4 separate regions of the Mus musculus genome follow, and regions 1, 3 and 4 are each linked to region 2. A link is a loop called in an ENCODE intact Hi-C map of the cell type or tissue named here. Cell type or tissue: heart. All regions are shown on one strand. Region 1 holds the start of 4833412C05Rik (RIKEN cDNA 4833412C05 gene). Region 2 overlaps Fam169b (family with sequence similarity 169, member B). Region 3 overlaps Igf1r (insulin-like growth factor I receptor). Region 4 overlaps Igf1r (insulin-like growth factor I receptor).

Region 1 (5,000 bases), 500 kb after region 2:
TTCTGACAACCTGGGCCTAAAGGGGGGCTCTGTGTGGCTGTAGGGATCTAAGCAGATGAAAGGCAGTCAGGATACCCTTGGGCAGCTACAATGTTTCCTCCTCCACTAAATCTTGAAGGTAGGCATCCTGTGCACCCCATAGGCTGGACAGTGCTACCAGCCTTGCACCCCATTAGCAGCTACCACACAAAGTTTAAAGTGCGTACCTCAGGCTTTGCAGCTGCCCCACCCCCCATCCCCCACGCGCCAAGTTCATCACTGGGCACCACTGCCCTTCCAAACAAGGATCATCCTTAAGAGGATGGTAATTCAACCTACCTCAAGGCATGCACAGAGGGCAGAATCCAGGCAACCGAACAGAACCAAATCAAGACTTGAGGACTAGCTTATGGTGGGATCAACCTCAGAATGAAGAGCAGAACAAGCCAACACTTGAGTTGGCCGGCACACATAGGAAGGGACAAGCCATGCTGTCATGGTGCAGGCAAACCACAACTGCTCCTGATATAGGGACTGGGTTCTGGGATGTCACAACCAACCTAGACAGCCAGTGAGAGTGCTGTCATTCAAGCTGGCTCCAGAGAGGAGCAGAGGATCCTTCAAGGAGAGCCAGGCTGACCTCCTGTGACATAAAACAGAAATGCCACAGAGGCCACTGAAGGCAGTCACGAGCCTGTGCAATTGGAGGTTTGGTGAACCATCTGGCTATCAGTGGAGTTTTGAATGACTGTAACCAATAAAACAAAGACTGTGGAGCAGCCTGTTCCTGGATAGCCTTTCGGGAACTCCCCACACACGCACGCACTTACTATGTGGCATGCTGAGTGAATTCTTAGAAACCAGGAACCCACCCAAATTAATAGGAACAGCTTCAAAACTGTCTCACGGAAAATAAAGATGTTCCTTGGATTTAATCTTGTTCGCACAGACTTTAAGATAAAAGAGAGGAAGGGGAAGAAGCAGAAGAGGAAGAAGGAAAATCTCAATGTGTGAGATTGCTGTATAATCCCAGCACTGGGGGACAGACAGACAGACTGCTGGGGCTTGCTGATCAACCTAAGGGAATATAGGTGGGCAGCGCCTGAGAAAGGAAACTGAACTTGTCCACTGCCCTCCACTAGAACATGTCCCCACATATATACATGCAACACATACAAAGAAATGCAACCAGGTACCGTAGGATGTAAGGCAAGCATGAACCTGTCACCCCAATAATTTTCAAAAGTTGTCCATAATTGTGTGACTCAGAAAACTGATGTCTTCCCAGGTGAAGAAACCCAAAGTGGGAGGTCATTAGGGTCCCTGTCAGGAGGCAGATGGGGAAGAGCTTAGACTTGTCGGCTTCTCTTTGGAGCCATCAACAACCAAGCAACAAGAACCGGTGCTGCAGACTGACCACCTAGGAGCCATTTTGGAGGTCAGTGAAAGTCCAGGAAGAGGGTCTACTGTTGATCCATCTTTAAAACGTCTCTGTGCTCTGTTTTGAATGCAATTTACCCATTTTATGCTTTGCCTCCATGTATGTATGGGCACCACATGCATGCTTGGCACCTGAGGCGATTGGAAGAAGACATCGCTTGGAACTGGAGTTGCAGATGGTGGAGAATCACCTTGTGTATGCTGGGAATCCAGCCTGGGTCACCTACAAGAGCTGCAAGTGTTCTTAACCACTACAGCCCAAATCTTGGCGTTTTGTTTTTGTTTTTGTTTTTGTTTTGAGACAGAATGTAATTATATAGCCCTGACTGGCCCTCTAGGCTCAAACTCACTAAGCCCCCTGCTTCCTGAGTGCTGGGATGAAAGGCAAGTGTTAAAGTGTTGGGAGGCCACTATGCCCTGCCAGCTCCCTGTGATACCCCTGGGCTTTACCTGGAGGAGTCACTGGAAGGGGCGGCGGCAAGGGTGGGGGTGGGGGGCGTGCGTGCGTGCGTGCGTGTGTGTGTGTGTGTGTGTGTGTGTGTGTGTGTGTGTGTGTGTGTGTGTGTGGCAGTTCTCAATCACTGAAACAAACATTGGCTTTGGGGAACCAGCATTGTCCATTACTGTTGGGGTGACCAGAGCCTTTCTAACCTCAAGATAAAATGGTGGCAATTGTTCTCTTGCAGGAAGGTGTAGGAAAGGAACCAGCCACGTGGCGGTTCGAACTTAAAAACTCTTCGGGCCACAAGGAGGAAAGTGGGTCGCTTCACACCCCCAGGCTCACGGAGAGGCAGGAAGAGCAAGGAGGAGGCGGGGGGGGGGGGGTAGAGAGGAGATTGAGAGGAAAAAGGATGGGCAAGAAAGCGAATCTCCCAGCTGGTGCAGAGCCCCACACGGTGCCTTACTGACACACATCCAGAGATTCGAGTCCCCTGAACCCGCGTGGGTGACTTTGAAGCAGATTCCCGCCTGGCACAGCGCACTCTCCAGCCGCTCACGTGAAATCCATCAAGGCAAAGTCACACCCTACAGCCAGAGCAATTCGGGAAGCTTGACTCTCCCACAAACAAGGTATTGGGCTCTTTCCTCCCCATTCCCTTCCTCTGAAGCTTAGCTTCTCCCTCCGCATCACTGTCCACGTGCGGACTCATAAGGCGCCCACCCCCATCCGGGCGGGTCCCCACCCTAGGGCATTGGATCCTGCGGGTTGTTTACCAGCTGGCCATCTCCCCAGACCCTGCGCGGTGCCGCCACCTGCCGGTGGGAGACTGAACTGCACCCGCGGGTGCGGGCCAGCAACTGCGGGCTGATGACCCAACGCCGCAGGCATCCGAGGATAACCTTTCCCCTTTCTTTCCAAGACCAAATAAGGGGGCTCTTGCCTCTGTGAGCTGTGCCTGTGGCGGTTAAGCCAAGGGGCGTGGAAAGGAGGATCCCAGAACGAGGCTGACAGTCAGCTAAACAACCCACTACATTGTTCCCTCCCCACATGGCCTCCTCCCTGCTCCCCGGCAGTCCCCACATGCAGCAGCAGACTAGTGGGTAGAACTGCAGGGGTATGGAGACATCCCGAACTTCAGCAGCAGCAGTCCCAGCACCCCGCCCCCAACCTCAGGCATGAAGAGCAAGGTACCTGCAGTAGCTTACTCCTGGGTGTTGCCCAAGCTCAGGACCCTCGGGCCTGGGGGTCAGTAGGGCTGAGAGAAGCCTCAGACCTTGGGGAGGGGCGAGAGAGGTGACACTTGTAGAGGAGCTAGACAGGGCTGTCAGACCTCTGAACCTTGGCATCACCCACACAGAGGGAGTCACAGTGGCTGACAGTGTTCAGTAACCACAGAAACCAAGATTTGACCTATATTTTCAAACATGGCCTCGACTCCAGCTTCCCCTCCTTGAAATCGTAGTGAAAGCGTCTGACTTGACTTGTTATGAATGCTCCTCTTGCTTTAGATTCCAGAAGGCCACCCAGAAGGCAAATCAAGAAACCTCACTAGATGGTTTGTGGATAACGGGAGGGTCCTGATGGGTTCCAGGAAGGAGTCAGAGGCTCTCCTCGTTCACTACCTCTTACCGATCACAGTGGTGACTAGATGATTGCGCTCATGTATGTGCTTTTTGACTGTGTGCACTTTGGGTGTTTTGAGTGATGAAACAGAGGGGAGCAAACCAACACTTTGGTCAGGATGACAGAGTGCTTATAGCCTGTCCGATCCGAGCCTTGATTGAGCGCTCCCTGGGTGCTAACCACTGTTCTGAATATCCCACATCATTACCATCTGCAGGTACCTCTGCTACGGGGAAGGACCACGCCTTCAGAAACACAGCCTTCCTCCTACCACCCAGCCAGGTCACTAACTGGATTCAGGCTCAGGCCTTGGGGTTCCAGAGTGTATATACCCTTGACCCAAACCCTAAATGTTCATTAATAGGGATTTGATTCGTTTACTGTACACCCATGTAATGGAATCGTCTTTGGCTGCTTAAATGGGATGTAGACTAGGAATAATTGTCAGAGGCCAAATATCCACCACACACTGTTAAATGGACACAGCAGGGAGTCAACAGCGTGTATAAGTGGATCTTGTCCTGTGGCTGTTCAGAGGGGACTCATGGCAGCACTAAACTGTGGGCCTTGGTGGGTGGCGGAACTTTAGGTGGCTAATTTTACAGGGATGCTTTCTTCCTTCATTGCTGAGCTCTTTGTGATCCACTGTCAAGGCCGTGAATAAATCCCCCACAAAGTCTTCCCTGATCCCCCGAATTGGACACTAACGACCCCCGTGTCCCTCTGGTGTGGGAACTTGCGTGGGATGGTTTCTTAGTTACATAAGCTCTCGGCTCTATTGCCAGCTGAACTGATGACTTTGGAAGGGAGACATGAGCGGTGTCTCCGGTTTCCATGTTTCCTTTGTATCCTCTGTGGGATTCAAATATTTACCTATAGTTTGGCGTCACCCAGTGCTGATGGGAGGACCCAGTGAAGAATTAATTCCATAATTAGTTGTTTGATGTTGGCCTTCTTTTAGTTCAATAAGTTCCCAAGGACAGAGACATGCTTTTCCTAGTCAGCTACATGTCCTGACACTAGGTCTGCCATAGCACACAGCCTGTAGGTACTCCATATAGGTTTACTATGCAAATGAGCATAGCCCTTCGTCTTAAGGAAGCAAAATGGGAGGGTTCTCTATGTCCAGATGTACTATCAAATAATTAAGCATCTCTACAAGGCAGAGACTCTTAGTAGGAACTGGTTCTGGCTAGCAGGGCAGAAAGGGACAGTTTGGAACTGACAAGAAGGCAGAAGAGGCTTTAAAAACTGGGCAGGAAACAAAGGAAATCAAGCTGAAGGAAGACCTAGTCAGAGATACTAGGAAATAGCAGCTGGTTCCAGCACCCCTGAGCACCGTTCCCTGCTCCCACAGATGTTGCCAATGTATCCAGATGCTGCTGCAGTGGCAGATCCTGGCTTGTCACTGCCTTTTGGATCCTTTACCTGAGACTCCTGGTGTCCAGTGAAATCAGCTGGCTAAAGCCAGAGCCATGTACCTAGTGATGTACTGGCTGGTACTTAATCTGCATGC
Region 2 (5,000 bases):
CTAGCCAGTGCCCACAGCTCTGGAACGTCTGTTAATGGGAATAGCAAGAGTGAGCCCCAAAGCAGCTCTGGGTAGGGACTGTGGTCAGAGATATGCAAAATGATTCATGTCTCAAAAGAGATAAATAAGAATGGACCGCTGCATCCCTAGACATTGAAAATCCCCATATATTGTATACCACAAAATCAAGATTCCCGTTTTTAAAATCCAGGGTTCACTGGGCAGTAGTGGCATGTATCTTTAATCCCAGCACTTGGGAGGCAAAGGCAAGCAGATCTCTGTTGGTTTTGGGACCAGCCTGGTCTATATTTCAAGTTCCAGGATAGTGAGGGATACACAGAAGCGCTGTCTCAAAACAAACAAAAAAACAAAACAAAACTACAACAACAACAAAATCAGGCTCTATGTGCAGCTTGGTCATAGACACCATATCCATTAATAACTACCAGCACGGGGCTGGAGAGTTGACTCTATTAAGAGCACTAGCTGCTCTTCCAGAGGACACCAGGTTCAATTCCTAGCACCCACATAGCATCTCACAACTGTCTGTAACTCCAGTTCCAGGGACTCTGACTCCCTCACACAGGCAGACATGCAGGTAAAACACCAATGCTCATAAATGAACAAATCAATTAAAAAAAAAAAAAGCTACCAACCTGTCTTTGTGTCCTGGGGATTAACCAAACCCAGTATTTTATGTTGAGGTTCATCACGGTATATCGTGCAAAAACAAAGAGATGAAGTCTCAAGTCTGACCTAAAAAAAAAAAAAAAAAAAAAGGCAAATGAAATTACTGTTCTGCTCTCTCACGTCACTGAGGCAGGGGAATGACTTGCAATTACTCAGCCAAGTGCTCACAGAAGGAGCCCTGTTAGCAGGATGCAGGAAGAGCAGAGAAGAAAGCTTTAGCCACCCTGGATATGGTCTTGCGTTCTCTCTCTCTCTCTCTCTTTCTCTCTTTCTCTCTCTCTCTCTCTCTCTTTCTCTCTCTCTCTCTGACTCCTTCTCCATCCTGGACCTCCATAGACCTCAACCTGCAAGGCTGACAGCCTCACTCCACCTCACACAGACAACTATGGTGCCGTTCTCATCTTCTCGAGAGCCCTGGTAGCCTGGAGTAGATTGAGCCCAGGCTGTACCCCCCCCCCATAGATGTTCCTGCTGTCTGTGACCCTGGTACCAGCTCTGAAAGCAGCCTTGAAAATGTGTCCTCTGTCTGAGCCCTCCAGGCTCAGTCCTGTCCTTAAGCCCAAAGACTCAGTCCCAGGAGGTTTTGCTAGTCATCGGGAGGAAACAGATCACCTCTGAGGGCCACATCTAAGGCCCTCTTTGTAAACATCCAACCCTCTGCTCCCAGCTCCTGACACAAGAAGGCCAATACATTCCATGACCAACTTTGTTTTGAAAACTGAGACTATAGGAAAATTAGAGAAGAATGTGCAGCTGGGCCAGGCAGGCAGGTTCTTGTAAAAAGTTTACAGCGGACCACCACCGTTATAGAGAACTGTTTCCTGGCAAATCCCGGGGGGTGGGGGTGGGGGCGTGGGGGGTGGTAAGGACTGGCAACTATCTTGGGACCTCCCTCTTTTTTTCGGAGTGACCTATCCCAGGTTTTTTAAAGCAGGCAAAAATCTCAGCATTTGAAATGATGGGGAAGGAAGATTGCAAGTTCTTGAGCCAGTCTGGGCTACACAGCAAAACCCTGGCTCAAAAAATAAATAAATAAATAAATAAATAAACAAATAAATAAATAAATAAAAATGCACGTGGAAAGGAAAAATGTAAAAATAAAGAAACACATTAACATGTTTTTAGCAGTTAACCCCACATGGCTTTGCTCCCTCCGTCTTTCGTTGTAGCCCTTAAACACCATACAAATGAACATGTGCGTTTTTTAAACCAGAAAAAAAAAAATCAGCAAGTATTTTAAATGCAACGTCAAGACAAGAAAAAAATTAATTGTGAAACAAAGAAAGTCAAGACATGTTGCCTCCTCAAACCACTTCCTCGTCGTTCCTTTCAGCCAGAGAATCTTTGGATAGCAAAAGTCCCTGCCGTGTCGGCTGCGAGGAGGCTCACTCCTGGTGAGCAGGATTCAGTGTGCCAAATAGCACCCTGCTCCCTGCCCCTGTCCCTGCCCCTGTGTCCCTACTCACTGCTAAATAGTAGAGATCCAAATAATGGGTTTCACCTAGCTCCCTTCTCTTTAGGAAAGGAGGAAGGAAGAAGTCATGTTGGCATGTCATCTCACCTTCAAACATCTTCATGTCAGCAACTTTCTGTTTCTGTTAGTAACCTTAGCCTTATCCCTTCGATGAGCATGCTGCACGTTGGGGTTTATTTTCCTAAGTTATTCATAAGTATGAGTGTTGTAACAGCAGATTGTGGAAGCTGTGTCCAAAAACAAACAAACAAACGAAAAAACCTGGGGACACAGCTCTTCTTGCATCTCTCAAGCTCCCCCTGGCCACCAGCACCCAGCGATCAGTGTCCGATGGAGCCCTGTGTCTTTCTCCTACATCACCACTAGGGGGCGCTAAGAGCACACAAGGTCAGCAAGCGCCCACTGGGGCTCAACAGCTTGAGGTCCCCCACTGGAGGGGTATTCTTCTAAGAGGGACTTGCCTGTTAGCTCCGGACCTCCAAAATCTCAAGGAAGCCATGGTTTATAACTGCATATGCCGCTGTTTTCGTTAACTCTGGTACAAAAAGACGTCCCTCTACTAGCTCTGCCTGCCAGCCAGATCACAACCATTTCTGGCAGGAGTGAAATGATCCACACTTAAAACAAATGTGGATACTGCCTACTGTGAGGAAAACAGTCTTAGACAGTCGGGGTTGGAAGAGGGCACAGCCAGGGAAGTGCAAACTTGGTAAGCAGGAGGGCCTGAGTTTACTCCCACCATAGCATACACAAAAAGACAGGTAACGAAAAACCAAACAAAAAACAAAAAACAAACCACAGCTGGGCAGTGGTGGCGCACGCCTTTAATCCTAGCACTTGGGAGGCAGAGGCAGGTGGATTTCTGAGTTCGAGGCCACCCTGGTCTAAAAAGTGAGTTCCAGGACAGCCAGGGCTATACAGAGAAACCTTGTCTCAAAAAACAAAAACAAACAAACAAAAAAGGACAGATAAGATGCGCTGGGGAAATAGTGAGAGACCTTGTCTCAAAACACAAATCGGATTGTATATTGTATATAAATGCACTCTGAGGTTGTCCTCGAGATTCATGCATGTGTACATACGCAGGCACACACATAACACATATTTTTAAATCTTGCCACAATCCCAACGAATAAAATTTCTAGTTTTCTGTGTGTCCTCTTGCAGAACCTATTCACAATGCACAGAACCTCAGCAACACAAAAATATTGTAAGTGACACAGCTTCACTCCACGTCAAATGTCAGAACTGAATCAAACCTTGGAGGGCAGACATGAGCTACTCCCTCCCTTTAAAATGAAGAAACTGAGATTCAGCTGAGCATACACAAGCTCATTTAATCCTCATGCCAGCCCCACAAGGAAAGTGGTGCAATGCCCTGAATTCAGTGAGAACATCAAGATAAGAGAGGAGAAAACCCTTGAGAACCGAGCTCGTCCGTGATAGAAATGGGATTCCCACAGGTTATCTGGCCCACAGCTCACCAACTGGACCCACCAACAATATAAATAAAGACACGGAAACTCTTACACATTTTAAAGCTTAAGCCTTTAACTTGGGCTCAGTCCCAGCTATGCTAACCTGACTAATTCTGGCTTACATCCCACCCCACGGCCAGTCCTGCTAGATCCACACTCAGAACTTCAGATTTCTAGTGAAGGGTTTCCTTGAATGGCCCATCACCAGTCTGATAATTAATAAATATTCATCCTTCTGTACCTGCTGATTGGCTTTAACAAAGATCTGCCAGCCAATAGTAAAGCAGGAAGCGGAGGGCGGAACTTCCGGGCAGAGAAAGGGCTCTGGGAGAGGAAATCAGAAGCGAGAGATTCAGCCAGATGTGGTGGTGGATGGAGAATTCAGAGAACAAGAGATGTAGACCTGGCTATGCGGTAGGACGTAGGCCAGAATTAGTCAGGTTAGAATAGCTGGGAAAGAGCCCAAGTTAAAAGCCTAAGCTTTAAAATATATAAAGAATTTCTGGGTCTTTATTTATAGAGCTGGGGGGCGGGGGAGTTCGGGTAAGTACCTTTATACGAATTCTTTCGTATTCCCTCCAGAAGTTTCGTTTAATCAGTGTGTTGGTCTTTGTTCTTCTAAATCTGAGATGTTGTTTCTATGACATCTCTCTTTCTAAGTTAGATTGGGCAGAGCCCTCCTCTAAGAAAAGTTAAACATACCTGCTCCCCAGTGGAAAGGGAGATAACCTCTGCTGAGGTCTGGGCTCCTTCCCTGAGCATCTCATAGTAAGCCTCGGCTGCTGCCTGATAGCCCTCCGCGTCATCCTCCAGGATGTCCACAGGGTAAGCCTCTGTAGGAGAAAAAAAAAACGGGATAAAATTAATTTTACACTGTCACTAAAAGGAACGTTAATTATTTCAATTTTTGGTTTGGTTTTTTTTTTTTTTTTTTAAGACAGGTTTTCTCTACGTAGTCCTGGCTGGCCTGTAGCTCAGACTATAGACCAGGCTAGCCTCAAACTCACAGAGATCTATCTGCCTGCCTCTGCCTCCAGAGCACTGGGATTAAAGGCTTGCACCTGGCTATTTCAAGGGTGTTTGTTTGTTTATTTGGTTGGTTTGGTTTTTTTGGTTTTCTTGTTTTTCGAGACAAGGTTTCTCTGTGTAGCCCTGGCTGTCCTGGAACTCACTTTGTAGACCAGGCTGGCGTCGAACTCAGAAATCCGCCTGCCTCTGCCTCCTGAGAGCTGGGATTAAAGGCGTGCACCACCACGCCCAGCTTATTTCAAGTTTTTAAAGGAATAGTTTGGTTTAATAATTATGGTCAGGACTGGAGAGATGGCTCAGTAAAGGGCTCCCCATGCAAACAGGAAGAC
Region 3 (5,000 bases), 79 kb after region 2:
CTGAGGTACAGGAGGCTTGTGAATAGATTGTTACAACCTGCTCTCCCCTCCCCGCCCCCCCGCCCACCGAGTGGGCGCACACACGTTACTGTTGGCGCGTGCTTCGGTGTGTCCGAGGATCAGCAGGTCGAGGACTGGGGCAGAGGCAAGGCCCTCTCGTTGGCGCGTCCCCCGTTCATGTGAGCGTAAGGCTGTCTCTCATCAAAACTGGCGCGGAGAACGAGCACGCCAGGGCCCGGGCCATTCTCAGCCTTGTGTCCTGAGTGTCTTTCAGGCAGAGGCAGGGAGGCTGAGGAGGCCGAAGGGTCCAGTGGGACGCTCTCCATGTTCTCAGGCTCCATCTCCAGCTCCTCTGGCTCGGGAGGCTTGTTCTCCTCGCTGTAGTAGAAGGAGACCTCCTGGAAGCTGGGCTCCATCTCATCCTTGATGCTGCCGATGATCTCCAGGAAGGAGGGCCGCATCTTGGGGTTATACTGCCAGCACATGCGCATAAGTTCAAACCTAAGGGAGTGATGGGGAAGAAAGGAATGAGCTGCCAGAGAGACCCAGAAGAACTGTACCACCTCTGCACTCTCTGCTTCCCATCTGGATGCCTCTGGCATCCTGCCATGTATCTTGCCCAGAACCCAGGCCCAGCCACAGTGCCAAGCCCAGACTCACTTCAAGTCTTGGTTCACCGATTCCACCATGGACGGTTGTATTAATGATAGCACTGCTAAGAGATAAAACCCACTTCCTGTCTAAGCACCTCTTCTGGCCACACATTAACCAGAAGAGGAAACCTCTCTCTCTCACTAATGAGAATCACAGCTTTCCTGACAGGCACCATTCTCTGTATCTCACACCAGGGCTATTTCTAAGTTTCTTCCTGGCACCAGGGCGCCCCTGGCAGTGGGCCTGAGGGAGGAGGCGGCAGGGGTGCTAGACAGACGGAGCACATATCCCAAGCTTGCTATCTCACGCCAGCACCTGCTCACTGAGGATGTCCCATGAAGGAAGATCCCTGTCTTGAAGATGTAGGATGCCCAGGAGCAGAGTTCTAATAGAAACTTCAAGTCGGATGCCAACGAACCAAGGGAAGTCCTAAGCATCATTTTCTTCTACAAACAAGGCCAAGGTAAAAACAGTATAAAGCCCATGACGTACCTCCATCACTCCCACAAGGTCACAAACCTTTGCAAAGCTTCCTCGTCCTCGAGAGTTACATGGGCCAGCTGGCACACAGGACAGAAGAGAAAGGCTGCTCATGCAGCCACCGTCCTGACCAGCAAAGGCCTGGGAGTAGACAGTGGAGGAGACCCTAAGCAAGTGAAGGTGTGTATTGCTGACACGTGCAAGGCCATGTCAAGGACCCCAATGCCCCAGTCCCATGGGAGTGGCAAAGTCTACCCCAGTGATGCTTGCTTAGAGAGATGGTAAAGCCTTCCCCTGAGGTCCGAGTTGCAAGTGCTGACAGTGTGTGCAGAATATGTCCACTGTCACGTCCTTCCCCTGGAAGTTTACAGCCTCAAGACGGCTTCCCTGCAGAGATGGCTAAACCTGCCTCCATGTTCAGCTGTATATAATAATCCTGCTTCCTTGTTTATCTGCATGCAGTAATCTGCCTCTCTGTTCAAATATATACGCTAAACATACTGAGCTTCCAGAGCCCAGTCCACGCAGTCCCCGTTTCTCTATACCCAAGTGCACACTCTTTGTTCATTCCCTTGATGCCCTCGTCAAGTCATAGTTCTGCAACCCAGGCCATGCAGTGAACCACACCTGGGCTCTGACGGATGGACAGACACACAGGCCCGACAGAAAACAAGGACAGGGTGGTCATGATTCTGAGGGAAAGGGGTACCTAGCAGCTCTCAATCACAGGCGTGTGAGACCAAAGCACTCTCCACCTATGCTCCTCCAGGAAACTGTGTTTTATAAAAACTCCTGGCTCAACAGACGCTTTACACTAAAACCCACAAATGGAAGTTCGAACATATAGGAATCTCAAAGCACCCTGAACAGGCTTCTAACATTCTACCAGGCTGATCACTGGGCCACCAGGACACTTCTTTACAAAGCAAATAATCCCACAGGGGTAAAGGCGTGTGAAAGCAACCTATTGGTAGGCATGAAGTTGCCTGTGCAGAGAAAGCCACTCTTGCCCATCTGGCCAGCTTCCTTGGACTCTGTAGGATCAAGTCAGGCCAGGTGGAAGGTAGTTATCTTAAAACTGAAAAAAGGTGCATTGGAGATCCACCTCCAAGAATTAAGCACTCTGGAGGCCCAGGGTGAAGCCAACCAATTACAGCGGAGCCAGGTGCAGCTTGGAGCCTGTTGTTAGCGGAATTGTACCAGAGCAGAGCTGGTTACACAGCACCTGTGGCTGTTTCTAAGCTCCTTTGTAGGCTGAGTAGTTGAGACAGCGGCTGTTTAGCTAGGAACCTTACAATATTTACTGCCTACTCCTCTGGAGGTAAAGAAAAATCCCAATTAAGTGGCCAATGTCTCGACGGAGGAAAACAAACTGGACCAAAGACCAGGCTAACTAGGTATTCTCACTGGCTCTAAGTGACTGGTCCTAGTGGCACATGACAGGTTGCAGGTAGGTACTAAAAGCTCTAGGCCCGGGAGTCACGTCAGTCCCCGAGAGCCAGAGATGTCTCTTTACTCCAATGATTACAACACATCCTCATTGTATGCATAAGGGAAAAGCACCAACCACAGCATTTGATCATTTGTCTGAAGTCACACAGGGAGTGAGCTGGAACGGCGTGAGGCTGTCAGACAATGCAGCTTTACTGTAAGTAACCATGGTCTTGCTAGCAGACGGCGCTCTCCCGACTGTCTACAGACAGTCAGATCTCCTGAGCCGGCTTGCTCTGGTTAGCTGCTGCAGAAGCTTGTTCTCCCCGGTCCCCATCATTTCCCGAAGGATTAATCGGAATGGGAAGCAGACACAAGGAGCTTAGCTCCGTGGCCAGGCTGCAATTTCCTCTCTGGCTGACAGGCCTAGCCCTGAATAGAAAAGTGCAACCGGGGGCAAGAACATGAGATGTGTCTGGCCCCAAGCCCCGTGGCCAGGGGTGGGGGGTGGGGCTGAGGAGGTGCCACGGGCAGGGTAGGGATGAGGTGACATCAGTAAAAACAAGCCATGTGATGCCTCTTTTAAATCATCCCAGAGTCAGCCCTTCCAGGGCTGCCCATAAAAGGAAGTCTTTTTTGCTCTGTGCGATTTAAGACCTTGTTTTTTTTTTGTTTTGTTTTTTTTAAATACTCTTTCCACAAGAAAACTCTCCAGTAGACTCTGGGATTAATAAGCTGATAAAATGCTCCCTCTAAAAAGCACACTTTAAAACCACTGGACAGCTCTGATGAGCTGGAGCCGCGATTTACAGAATATGTCCCTCTGTGAAGGTGCACACCTATCCCTCTAGAAGTGAGTGCTATCCTGGGGTGTACGCCCACCGCTATGCCCATTCCTCACTTGGCTTCTGAGCCCCCAAGCACACCCCGTGTCTTCAGCTGGACAGGCTGCCATCTATGTGAGGCACTGGCAAACTGAAATATGCCCAGGACCTCATGTATACAGTACCCCTGCTGCCGCCTGTTAGTACTGTACCAGGTAGTAGTGACTCTTAGCAGGGATCAGACTTTCAGAAGGGCCTACGGGACTGAGTGGGTCCTCCTCTAGCATCTCAAGCAACTAAGGTTGTTTTAGGGCCAGGACCTAGACGGGGATGCTATATAGCCCAGTTGCTGGCACACAGTCGATGCCAGGGACCGTCCAGCAGACACTGTCACCTGCCTGTGATGACTCTATTCAATTTATCTCGACAAAACCAGACTGGGATTCCCAGCCTCCTGGGGGTGGAGAGGAAAAGTACAGAAGTAGTCAGATTGGACTGAGTATGTCTCAGCTGCATCTGAGCTGGTGACGCTCGGCTAGTAAAACGTTCAAGTTCCTTCCTGAATCCCGCATCCCGAAGACTTGGCATGTGAGCTCTGGAGATGTTAATGGATCAAATGGATCAATTCTGTGGCTGAGCTTACATCGTCGTCCCATTCTGCAGCACGAGGGCTGGAACCTGTTTCAGGATCTCCAGGTTCCGTGAACTCTGGGACTGGCCCCTGACCTCAGCAGGGTTCACTGACAAATCTGTGTCCAAAGCCCTGAAACCCAGGGGTAAAGATGGGAATGATAGGCTCCCCTGACCCAGCCTCACAGAATTTGCTAGATCAATTCAAACTGAGCTATTGCACTGACAGTCAGACCTGGATACCCTGGTGTTTGGTGGCAGCCTTTCCTCTAAAGCTAGAACACTTTGTAATACACAAGGCTGGATACTTAGCTACTCCTGAAGCAGACTGGTTCATGTGTAGGGACGACGAGACCAAAGCATGGCCAGAGAAAGGGCTGTTCCTGCCTCAGAACCACACCATGGAAGTCCTTCCTCTACGTGTGAGACCCAACAGGCTTCAGACTACTCCCAAGAGTGTTTGCTTACTGTGCCAAAAAAAAAAAAAAAAAATCCTTTCACAGAACACATCTTCCTCTCATCAGCGTCTCAGCCAAATCAGGGCACCACACTCCCTACTGGAGCAGCCCGGCTCCCTTCCCTTCACTCTGTTCTTTTCTTAGAAAGGAGACCGATCTGCCAAGGGGGTTCTGAATGGCAAAGCAAAAAGGCCTCCTGAATCAATCATTTCGCATCCAAGAGCGGCCTCCGTGTGTAAGCTTCCTCCTCTCTATGCTGGGAACAGGAAGTCCACTGCCTTTCCCATAGCAGGTGGCTCCTTCCCAAGCATATTAAATTCATACCAAAAAAAAAAAAAAAAATCCAGGCAGCTGGGGATGGATCAACTTCAGGAGTTCCATGAGTTTCTCAGACAAATGTTTGCTCCAGCATAAAAGAAAAGAAAAAAACCAACAATACCTCTCCTGTGACCAGGCCCAAACCACAGGAACAAAACTCACACCTGCTCTTTTGAACGGTTTCTCAGCTCGTGAGACAGTGCTG
Region 4 (5,000 bases), 170 kb after region 2:
ACCCCTCCCCCTCCCCCCCAGCTCTGCATGCTCAACTGAGGACGTGCCACTTGGCACGCTGGCACTCTCCTACAGGAAAACATACTTTGGCTATTCAGACGTGACTTCCTGGCACTCGGAAGCTGTTGGCATGGAAAAATTAACAGGCTGACTTGGCCAGGGAGGAACGGTTAACACAAATCACCAGGAAAAGATGAGCCCTGAGCAAGCGGGAGGTTTGAGGGAAGGGTCACGGAAAAAAGAAGGGGTAAGACACATTTGTCAGGAGTCCCAGGCTGGTACCAAGCCCACTGCATGACAAAGGTCATTGAGCCCTCACAGCCATACACAGACATCACGGCTTTCCTTTCAGGCAGTGGACAAGGAGGCTAACGGAGGTGAACTTACTTGGCCTGGATGAGGCAGCTAATAAGGGACAGGAGCTGGTACACACATCATCACAACATTCTTCATTACGGTCTCTTTCTGCCTTCAACCCCTTGCCCAGTTTGTAACTTCATAAGGTGGGGTAATGATGCCAGGAACTTTGTAGCCCTGAGGCAGAACTCTGCCCCAGCTGTGGCCTTCGTAACCTCCCCTTACTACAAGCGACACAGCCACCTCCACTCAAATCCTGACGACAGCTCAGTATATAACGGTAGCGTGTTACATACTAACTTGGTCATTTTGGGGAAAGCTGCTTGTGTGTGTAAAGGGGGGGGGGTGGTTTGGGGCTTGGGATCAAACAAATGAGTAAGTAGGAAAAAAGACCAACCATCCACTGAGATCCTAACCAGGCTTTCATAACTTAAGACTGGAGTCTTCCACAAACTCACACAGGTAGCCATAGAAGCTACTCCTGGAAATCCAATCCTGGCCAGAACATGCTAGGGCCACCCACATTCCTACCTGCAGCAACCTTCCTTTCTCCCTCAGCATCAACCCTAAGATCCTCCAGGGCTCTGTAGCTCAGTAACTTTGCAGGGTGTTAAGTCTAGAGGAGCCCAGAGGTCCGTGGCCTCCCATGTGGGGGTTACAATTCCTACAACCTTAAATCCTGTAAAGCGTGCCCACAAGGTCCTTCAGCTTCTCGCCAGAACTTCCAAACCTTGCCTTTACACTTAACAAAGCTTCCTACTAAATATCTACACCAAATTTCCGTACATTAGTTTTTCTTTCTGCTTGTGAAAGGGGTGGTGGTGGTGGTGAAACTAGTCAAGATCGGATATCCTCTGCAATACCAGCTTCTAGAAAAGAGCGTTTTTGAATGGGATGCCACGTGCTGTGTTTTGCCATATTGCCTGCGCTTCCTGCTTGGAGCCAGAGTAACAGAAACCTTGGGCACTGGGAACTGTTCCGTGCCACGCAAATTCCACTCCGTATCTTCCAGGCAACCCTGTCGCAAATAATTCATGTCCACTACGCCCCTACCACACAGAATACAACTACATTGTGCTGCTAGAAATGGGAAACCTGATTCAGATCAGAGAAGGTAGAAAAACATTTAGTTCAACACAATACTGCCTTTATGAAAAGGGGCGTGCGCCGGGTGGTGGTGTAAATCCCAAACCTGTAAGTGGGGATAGATTTCAAGACGAATTTTGGAAGAAAATGCAGAATCAAAATAGCATCCAGCTTGACTCAGACCAGTAATAATAATAACAACAACAAAAACCCAGCCAGTCCTTCTAGAGCTACGCCTGTTTAGGCTGCGCGGTGCTCTTAATGGCCAGCCAGCCTGTTCTCCTGGGAAATGGTGCTGCTGCTACAGCGTGACTTGCTTTGCGTGCTGCAATAAAAGGAAAACAAGCTTGCACGACCCAATAGCTTCCTTCAGTTTGTGCCTAGCAGCGGGGAGAAAATTAAAAAAAAAAAAAAAAAAAGCCTGAAAAGGGGTCCTGAGGCAAGGTGAATGGAGGACAGGATCCTAGAGAACAGCACTGCCCTGCAGGATTTTTGTAAACAGCAGCCTGTAATGGCCACGGTTAGAGAAAGAAAAACAGACATGGAGGGAAGCGTGTTTACAACTGCAGCAAGGGCGGGAGGCGGAGGGAGGGATTCCCCGGCTCTGCGCTCGGCCCTCTTCACTCCGGTGGGGCCCCGGGGTTGGGCTGAGCTTCAGCTCCCCACCCCAATCCGTGCTTTCTTGGGGGGCCCCCCATCTTGTTTATGGGAAGGTTACTCCTCCTCGGCTCTGGTGATCGCGTCCCTAATACTCCAGCTGCATCCTTGCGGGATGCCAGCTTGACTGACAAGTCCTGCAGCCAATCGCTGGTTGGGCCCTTAGGAAAGGTGGAATTTCCCAACAAACTGATTGGCTGAGAGAGAGGGCGGGCCCTGGTGATTGGCGTGTTATTCCGAGTAGAAAGTAGTAAACAACCTTGGTCCAGGGGCGGTGGGGAGGGCGCCCGGTGCCAGCTCCCTCTGGCTGGCAGGGCGGGGTGGGGAAGCACCCGAGACAAAAGGAATCCTGGCTGCCACAGCGGGGAGGGCAGGAAGGGGGTGGCCCCAAAAGTCAGCACCTGGAGGCGTCGTTTGGAGCCCCCCCCCCCCCCCCCCCGAGCCAGAACTGCTGACTTTAAGCCACACATCGTTTTTTTGTTTTGTGCAGAACCTCAAAGGTTTTGTTTCCATCATTTTCACTTCTTGTATGGCTGACGAAGTCTCCAATGGAATGATAACCGATTTAGTCGCTTTTGTCCAGAAGCCCCTTCCTCACCGTCGAATAAAAATTTAAAATTGTCTTTTACGAAAGTTGCTTTAAATCACACACTAAAATTGTTGCACTATACAATACGCCATTAATGGCATGCTGGTGCACCAGACACACAGCTACATCTTTTGATAGCAAGTTTTAGGAGCTCTGAGCCTATTGGGAGCAGCTGGGATGGAGAACATACACAAAAAGAAACAACACATGACGGCGTTGGGACCACTTGATAAGAAATAAGCGGTTAACTTGCCTTGCCCATAGTATTTCTGGCAGTCTCACTTGAATCTCCCATTCCCTCACTCCAGCTTCACCATCCTTACAGGACCCCAGGCGGAGGAAACCATCTGCTCTTAGGATGGGGGGCTCTGCTCACCCCGCACATAAACATGCTCACAAGTCGCTATCCTGAGCAAGCCTCCTCAATGTAAAAGGGGACCAGGAGGCCAGCCAAGCCGGCTCTCTCCACTTCAATGCTTGTTGAATATACAGAGACCACGTTGTCACTTTTCACAATCAAGATATATCGGTATCACGATATATCGATAACGGGTACTTTATAGGAGATAACAGTGCAAACTGGCCACCTGGCATTCTCCTTTGCCATTCTAGTCCCTCACCTCTGCTATCTCCTATGGAGCCTGCCACAAGCAACCCCAGTAAATGTTCACCCCAAGTCACCTTTGCTGTATAAAACATGGATTTAGGCTTTCCTTGGTCCTTGCAGCCTGGCATCAGACCCCAAACCAGTAGCTACTTTCATTGTAGGCACCCTCCCTCTGGACACTTTGTTCTGTTCCCAGGTCCCTGCCCAGACCACACACATCATTTTACTCAACGTTGGTTTTTATGCTTTCTAGACTTTACCTCTGCCTGCCCAGGAGAGGCCACTGTTCTCCACCGTTCTCCCTGGCCCAGCTACCCCACTTCTTGCAGAAGACTGAAATTTGTTTTCTTAGCACTAAGTCTCTGATAGGGCTTTAATGCTGTATTTAGACTCCACTCCTACGTTAAGACCCTGAACTTCCTGAGGCCTGGAATGGTATTATCTTCAGATTTGGGTCTTCAGTGGAGATGGGCTTCTACTAAAGTGCCCGCTGCAAACTTGCCAAATATTTCTAGGATTCTTCCCTAGCATCCTGAGTATGCCTACCCCTGAAAATCTTTCCTTACACACGTGCAATTAATGTGTTTTCTCTGCTGGGTCAACAACTCTGTTTTCTCTACTTGGCAAATTTCCACTCTGCCTAAAATCACTTCCTCTCTTGGCATACCTTTCACAACCTCCCACCAACTACACTGTGTACCAAGAGCAGAGAGGTCTCTTTCCGTTCTTACTTCTCTGGCCAGAATTAGCTACAAAACTAGAACTAGCATGGTTTGTTGGTAAAGGAAGAGCGGAGAGGCAAAATTTCAGAAGTGGTATCACCTGTACATCTGCATAACCAACCCATTGCCATCTGTAGGGGTGAAGCAGCGCCATGCTCCGTTTGTGGCTGTGATGGTCTCCCCCTGCTTTCTGTCTGAAGGCCTCTGTCTCTGAGGTGGATTCTTACTCCCCCCTCCATCTCAATCAGAGATCTCCTCCTGGCTCTTATGCTATCAACTCTGCACATCCCCGATTCCTTTCCACCATGACACTGAACTGTCATCTCCTTTTCTATCTGACCAGTCACTGACTTGCTCACAGTTTAGTCTGTCCGCCATACAGCCATATCCAGTGTTCTAAGAATTGTGGGGTTCCACAGCTGGGGCTCAGTCTCTGCTTACGCCCTCATGTGACATCTGTCATCAACCCTCCATCTTTCTAAGCCTTTAATGGTGGAAAAGAGTAAACCTGTAGATAAAGAGTGGTACCAGATTTCACCTTAAGATTACAGATACTTGTTTGTGAATAGAATTTGTTCTGGTACAGGCAAATGCACGGTTTAAAATCAAAACTAACAAAATATACAGTATATTAGCTGGGAACAAATAGCCAACTAAAGCAATGTAAAGCTGGGAGTCTGTATTCTGGCTCAAAGCCCATCACGGTGAGGCAAACATGATGGCCTGAGCTTCAGGATGCTCATTACCACACTGCATCCTCAGTCAAGAAGCAGAGAGAACTGGTTCCCAGGACAGGGGCTGGTGCTGCCTAAGTCTTGGTCTTCCCGTCTTTAAGTTAACACGGCCCTTGGCAGGCATGCCTGAAGCTTGACTTTTCGGTGATTACAGACCCTATCAAACACCATAAATAATAACACCACACATATATTACATATATAAAAACTATAACACAGAACACTCAATTGGCTTTCAGTAAGTGGGC

What was found. Peaks named below come from ENCODE experiments on the same cell type or tissue, not always from the same donor. Only the 100,000 strongest peaks of a DNase experiment are listed, where the experiment ranks them.
Region 1: it touches region 2 in a loop (7-fold over the local background); 19 of 42 quality-filtered maps call a loop at or near these places.
Region 3: a loop joins it to region 2, with 5 times the contacts of the local background. A loop is called at or near these places in 10 of 42 quality-filtered maps.
Region 4: it touches region 2 in a loop (5-fold over the local background); 22 of 42 quality-filtered maps call a loop at or near these places.

The regions. Positions count from the first base shown.
Region 1 is chr7:67,801,413-67,806,412 of GRCm38, reverse strand. 4833412C05Rik (RIKEN cDNA 4833412C05 gene) reads left to right here and starts at 2,917. Exons shown (of 3, transcript NR_045954.1): 1 at 2,917-3,048. It overlaps Gm34350 (a long non-coding RNA gene), which reads right to left and starts at 3,224. Exons shown (of 3, transcript XR_391567.3): 1 at 3,053-3,224. In heart, no CTCF peak of the experiment used is centred here; a DNase peak (open chromatin) is centred at 2,712; H3K4me3 peaks cover 1,315 bases; H3K27ac peaks cover 3,000 bases.
Region 2 is chr7:68,300,308-68,305,307 of GRCm38, reverse strand. It overlaps Fam169b (family with sequence similarity 169, member B), which reads right to left. Exons shown (of 9, transcript NM_001374636.1): 2 at 4,345-4,475; 3 at 657-756. Among named protein-coding and RNA genes, the nearest start is that of Gm16157, 26 kb to the right of the region's middle. In heart, a CTCF peak has its summit at 2,534 (motif pointing right); a DNase peak (open chromatin) is centred at 2,537; H3K4me3 peaks cover 787 bases.
Region 3 is chr7:68,221,521-68,226,520 of GRCm38, reverse strand. Igf1r (insulin-like growth factor I receptor) reads right to left here. Exons shown (of 21, transcript NM_010513.2): 21 at 1-501. The coding sequence ends at 120. Among named protein-coding and RNA genes, the nearest start is that of Pgpep1l, 40 kb to the left of the region's middle. In heart, no CTCF peak of the experiment used is centred here; DNase peaks (open chromatin) are centred at 2,950 and 4,490; H3K27ac peaks cover 422 bases.
Region 4 is chr7:68,126,459-68,131,458 of GRCm38, reverse strand. All of the region lies in intron 2 of Igf1r (insulin-like growth factor I receptor), which reads right to left. Among named protein-coding and RNA genes, the nearest start is that of Gm51488, 8.2 kb to the left of the region's middle. In heart, CTCF peaks have their summits at 1,403, 2,451 and 3,567; DNase peaks (open chromatin) are centred at 1,348, 2,158, 3,048 and 3,348; H3K4me3 peaks cover 2,259 bases; H3K27ac peaks cover 3,394 bases.